2 separate regions of the Homo sapiens genome follow, and region 2 is linked to region 1. The links are chromatin contacts, found by Hi-C or POLR2A ChIA-PET in ENCODE. All regions are on one chromosome and are shown on one strand. Each heading gives the region's core, a stretch centred on a gene start or an enhancer-like site at or near the end of the contact. The rest is flanking DNA. Distances are from core to core; before and after follow the strand shown. Region 1 has its middle 7.6 kb from the start of LINC02035. Region 2 overlaps SEMA5B (semaphorin 5B).

The links. A loop is a pair of places that touch in the nucleus more often than their neighbours do. ChIA-PET counts read pairs that join two places held with the same protein, here RNA polymerase II (POLR2A). Pooled maps may share reads with other maps.
Region 2: a map of MCF 10A shows a loop between it and region 1 (2.4-fold over the local background). The contact joins two enhancer-like sites. A Hi-C loop is called at or near these places in 2 of 168 maps with a recorded cell type or tissue (MCF 10A and mammary epithelial cell) and 1 of 50 pooled maps. POLR2A ChIA-PET finds 5 or more read pairs at or near these places in 5 of 52 experiments (GM12878, MCF 10A, PC-9 and 2 more).

What each region holds. Positions count from the first base shown.
Region 1 is chr3:122,892,770-122,895,469 of GRCh38, reverse strand. No RefSeq gene overlaps it. Among named protein-coding and RNA genes, the nearest start is that of LINC02035, 7.6 kb to the right of the region's middle. Within about 2 kb of position 1,294, at least 3 of the 41 ENCODE cell types and tissues checked have a DNase peak (open chromatin) inside an H3K27ac peak, as active enhancers do.
Region 2 is chr3:122,934,971-122,937,719 of GRCh38, reverse strand. All of the region lies in intron 5 of SEMA5B (semaphorin 5B), which reads left to right. Among named protein-coding and RNA genes, the nearest start is that of LINC02035, 50 kb to the right of the region's middle. Within about 2 kb of position 1,380, at least 2 of the 41 ENCODE cell types and tissues checked have a DNase peak (open chromatin) inside an H3K27ac peak, as active enhancers do.

The DNA.
Region 1 (2,700 bases), core at 45-2,544:
GTACCTTCATTAAGTGGTTAGAAAAGTATGAATAAATGTCCAAGAAAATGTAAAATACAAACTTACCTCTTACAATGTTCCTTTTACTCGAAGGTGTACTGTTCATCTGTACAGTAAGGAATAGGGAACTTCCTACCTTCGCCTCTTTGCAATATTCTCAAGGATGCCCCTGGGACACAGACCAAGGCACCAGAGAAGGAAGTACTATCGAAGCTCCTCCTTACTACTGAGAATGGTGAAGAGGCAGAGAGGATGAACTCAAAAGCAGCATGCTTTATTCCAACCCGGAATATAGTTAGATAAGGTGTGCAGCCTTGACCCGAGTGTCACGTGGAAGAAACAAGGTCCTGCTGCCCTCATGGTTGCTCACTGATGCCCTCCTTGCCTTCTTTTCTCAGAACTTGTCTTCAGCGGTTTGGCGATCTTTCACAGTAGTTGGGAAACAGGAGAAGTAAGATTATTAAACAACAATTGCCATTCTTTCTGCTCCTCCACTCTATAATCCATCTGAATCCTGAAAATCCCAAGTCAAAGCACCCCATCTCTAATGCCACATTGTCTGGGACAGAAATACATACAGAAAAGGGACAGATACAAAGCGCTACCCTGGACTCATCATGACAACTGTCGTAAGAGGTACCGTGGACGCACATTCTTAATCGTCTTCTCTCACTTTTTTCTGGCAGTGAGGAGGTTTTAATTTTACTATTAGTTTTTTTATTTTTATTTTTTACATCCAGGACCTCCGCAGCAGTGCTGCTAGGTGTGAGAGATGCATCTGTTGCTTGTGAAGTGGGAACAGGGAGCAGGTGAAAGGGGAAGCGGGAAGCGGAACACAGCCGTGACCTCCTGTCAGCAGGCGCTGTCTTAGATCAGTTTTAGGAAAGGCAGTTCTTGCTTTCCTTCAGTCTCTCGTGCTTGTGAGCCTCTTGTGCCCCTTGCCCTGATCCAAGGGCCCCTGATGCTGAGGGATGACCGTGGACTTCCGAACTCCAGCCCCACTATTTACTGAGCAGCTGTGTGCTGCGTGACATGGGGGTGGTGACACCTACCTCGCAGGGGTTCTGAGAAGAGTAAATTGATTAAAGGACTTCGTGTAGCACAAAGGGCAGCCTGTACAAATCCATGGCCCTCGGAAAACCCCCTTCCCTCCACATTTGGATAAAGAGCTACCCAGCACCTACTGTTTCCTGGTTAGAGCCCGGGCCTCTGCAGCAGCCACATGGCCTGGGCTCAAACCCAGCTCCACCCCACACACCAGCTATTTGACCTGGGGCAGTTTTCTCCTCTGATGCAAAATGGAGCTAATAATAGAACCTACTCCGGGTTTGCTGTGAGGCTGAGGCATGGAAAGTGCTTGGAACAGTATCAGGCATAGAGCAAGCACCCAAAATTATCACCACTGTTACTGAGCTAAGAAGCACTGGGGGTTCAGGCCTGTTTCCGCAATCTGAGTCACGGATATGTCAAAGTAAATGTGAAAAATATGATCTTCAGCTTCATAAAAATTGCTTTGTTGACAAAATTCAAAAATATAACCTAGCATCCTTTAGGGAACAAATGATACTCATCCAATAAATTATGCATGAAACAACTCTCTAAGACACCACTAGTGAAAAACGAAAGTATCCCTTATAGGGCCTCCCCATCTCCATTTATATCCAAATGAGAATTTGCCTCCCTCCCTCCAGCCCTTCCTACATCGTCTCCTTTCTGTCTTTTGCTAGAATTAAGAATTGAATGGTCTTAAAGATCATCAAGTCATGTGTGTGTGTTTTTTTATTTTGGTGGAGACCAGGCTGGTCTTTAAGTCCTGACCTCAAGCGATCCTCCTGTCTTGACCTCGCAACATGTTGGGATTACAGGCGTGAGCCACTGCACCCCGCTATCAGGTCCAGTGTTTTATATAAGAAAGAACTAAAGAGGTGAAATAGGGCCCATTCATGCCGAGGGCATGTGGTTTGTAAGTAAAGAACAGGAAGGGGAAGAGGTCAGTGTGACTCACTCTCCTGTCACCCTTCTCACCTGAGCAGAATCCTGAAATGCATTCATTTGCTAGTAGACCCTACGGGGCTGGCTAAAGAACTAACCTGGGGACACATATCGGGAGCTAAAGTCTTCATATCTGAACAAAGTAACGTGCTTTCTGGTTATCTTTTCTAACAAAATCATCAGAAACTAGGATAAATATACAATGGGTATTCCCCAGAATCGATCTCCTCAGGAACAACCTAATGTCCCACAATAAAATGAAATTTTAAATTATGTTTCCTTGTTATGGGAAAATGTTCAGGATATAATGTTAAGAATATAAAACAAAAACACAGTACAATCTGTACTATATTAAAAGACATTTACAGCAAGAAGAAAGCATTACACTTTTCTGTATTTAAAAGTCTTTAATAGCTGTTTTTTGTTTTAAACAGTGTCTCACTCTGTCACCTAGGCTGGAGTACAGTAGCAGGGTCACTGCTCACTACAGCCTTGAACTCCTGGGCTCAAGCTATCCTCTTGCCTCTGCCTCCCAAAGTGTTGCGATTACAGGCATGTGCCTGGCCCTGTGTATTATTTTATGATGGAAAAATTATTTTTAAAAATCAGGGTAAGAATTCTGTTTCCTATATGGCATTAAGATAGGTACACTGTGTGTTCACCCAACCAGCATTCATTGAATAGACGCTGAAGACTCAAGAGGGAAGG
Region 2 (2,749 bases), core at 131-2,630, 42 kb before region 1:
TCATCCAGGTCAGTGTTGACCTGGTGTCAGCCTGGGGCAGGTAGCTTATGGCAGCCCATAGCTCAGGCTTGGAGCAGGGTCTCAGCTCCAACGGCATTCCCTGAAGGGCCCTACAGACAAGCCCCCAAAGCACCAGGAACTGGTTGACCACCTTTCCCAGCATGTCTCTTAGGGGCCTGACCTCAGGATTTCAGACTGGATTCACTGTGACAGAACTAAGGGAATAAATACATTTTATGTCCACGTTCCCACTCTGGTGTGTACCATCTGTCCACAGAGGGGAGAGAACAAGCAAGAGGTTGGGGTGTGCCATCCAGTGTCCCCTGGAGCAGACCTTGGCCTCTGGTCTTCAGTGCCCGGTCCTCCTGTCTGTTGTCTGGCCTGGTGAGGAAGCCCTGACTTGTAACTCTCAAAGCCTAACTTCAGGGGTTGCCCTGCCAGTGCCCTCTCCGGGAGCTTTGGGTCCCTGGTTATAAGCTTTCAGTTCTCAGTGTCTGCTGTCACCAGTAACCAAGTGCTGAAAATGATCTGTACCACTTTGCTGACAAGGGCGGCTGGGCCAGGGTGCCCCCGCCCAGCTTCCTCTACTCTCCCTGTGGCCTGGGGCTACACTTGGGTTAAAACTCCCCATTATGGAGCCAACTGATTCTCCCACTTGGCCCCAGGGCATGATTTAAGCAAACTTAAAACTCAATGCTTTATTGATAGTTTAAATAATTAACATTACGTAAAGAAAAATCTAAATGTAAACAGTTTTTGCAAACGAGTATCCATTAAGGGACTTCCAAGTACCTAACCCCTATTAAACAATTTATGTAAACCACTCTTCCTTAAAGAAAATCGAATGCCCAGCTCCTTCCCAATCCTCCAAGCTCTGAAGTAGGGAAGAGGTGCAGCTAGGAGCAGATGGGGCAGTGTGTGTGTTGGAGGTGGAGGAGTGGGGGAAATCAAATCAGCTCACCTGTGTGGTTATTTATCAGTGTAACTTAATAAACTGGTACTGGGAAAGAAAAGGAGGCTAGTGATTGACAGCATCCCCGGGCTGCTGAGAGGACCAGCATGATGAGCTGTCTTGGAGTTGGCAATTAGGAGCTCGTGAGCGACCTTTGCCAGAACAGTTCCATGGGACGACCTGGCTGGAGGCCTAATTGCAACAGATTTATGATCTTGGTTTGCCAGATATCCTGCGAGGCAGAAACGAGGACTGTTCTGCACATATGCATCAGGACGCATAATGGGGCTTTGTTCGGGCCTGGGCAGACATGGAGGGCAATGCCTGAGCTCTCTTCCAGTTTATCTCCACGTCCTCCAAGCTCAAATCTGGCAGCCCTGGAGTGGTTTGAAGTTGAAACTCCACAGAGCAGTGGACTTAATGCTCCAAAGATGCGTTGACATTCAGCCATTGTCCCTGGCCCCCAAGTGTCCGTGGGAGTTGCTGAGTTTTCATGGAGATGATCCACGTCCCTGGGTGTCGCCTGCTTCCTCTCACAGCGTGAAAACCACACAGCTACTGTTACTAGAGATCATCCTGGAATTTCTGGGACAGCCCTTGTTTAAAGCACTCTGTGTTCCAGATTGATCAGACACGTCTCTCTCCACCCCTTCACAAAACTCCACTAAAAAGAGTGAGAAATTTTAAAGGGTGCACATTCACAACAACAGAGAGAATGAAAAAGATGTCAGTGAAGAAGAGATTATGCATTCTGGGGCAATGGAAAGCGGATAGAGGCTGGGCACAGTGGCTCACTCCTGTATTCCCAGCACTTTGGGAGCCCAAGGCAGGCGGATCACCTGAGGTCAGAAGTTCAAGACCAGCCTGGCCAACGTGGTGAAACCCCATCTCTACAAAAATACAAAAATTAGCTGGGCATGGTGGTGGGTACCTGTAATCCCAGCTACTCAGGAGGCTGAGGCTACTCGGGAATCACATGAACCCAAGAGGCGGAGGTTGCAGTGAGCAGGTATCACGCCACTGCACCCCAGCCTGGGCAACAAAGCGAGAATCTGTCAAAAAAAAAAAAAAAAAAAAAAAAGAAAGAAAGAAAAAGAAAAAAAAGTGGATAGAGCAGGTCGGCTTGCAGAAGGGATGCAGTGGACAGGCAGCTGACTCCTCAGAAGGGCCCCAGAATTGGGTGTCCCATATTGTATGATGTGAGGATGAGGTACAAGGATGAAAGGAAGGATTGATTGACATTCTCTAAATTAAAGGGTTGGGACCCAGGTCTCCTGTCCCATCCTGAACAGCAATCCTTTCTTCCATCTTCTCCCTCCCTCCAATAAAGGAATCAAGACCCTTTCTCCAAAGATTCAACTAGAAAGTCTCCATATTCAGAGACTCCTAAAGGGCACTGATGGGGTGTGATCAGACGAAAGTCTACTTCCTCCTCCCACCCCCTGCTCCCCCAGCCCCACTTCCAGGCAGGAGACTAAGGGAGTCTTTGCTGGAAAAACTCAATGACTACAGAGACCAGACTTTTAGAATATGACATAGAGGGCCTCCCAGTGAAAAAGGCTCCTCACCCAGCACCCTACAAGAAGCCCACCAGTCTCTATGAGACCTCCCATGGAGTTCCCAGTGAGCTGCTTAGTACTTTACTCTTAAAGCAAACAAACAAAGATGCTTTTTTTTATCACGTAATTTCATACACACACAAAAGCAAAGAGAATTGTACATGAACCCCGTGTACTCAATAGCACTTTAACAATTATCAGCTCAAGGTCAATCATCTTTCATTTACATACATCCCCC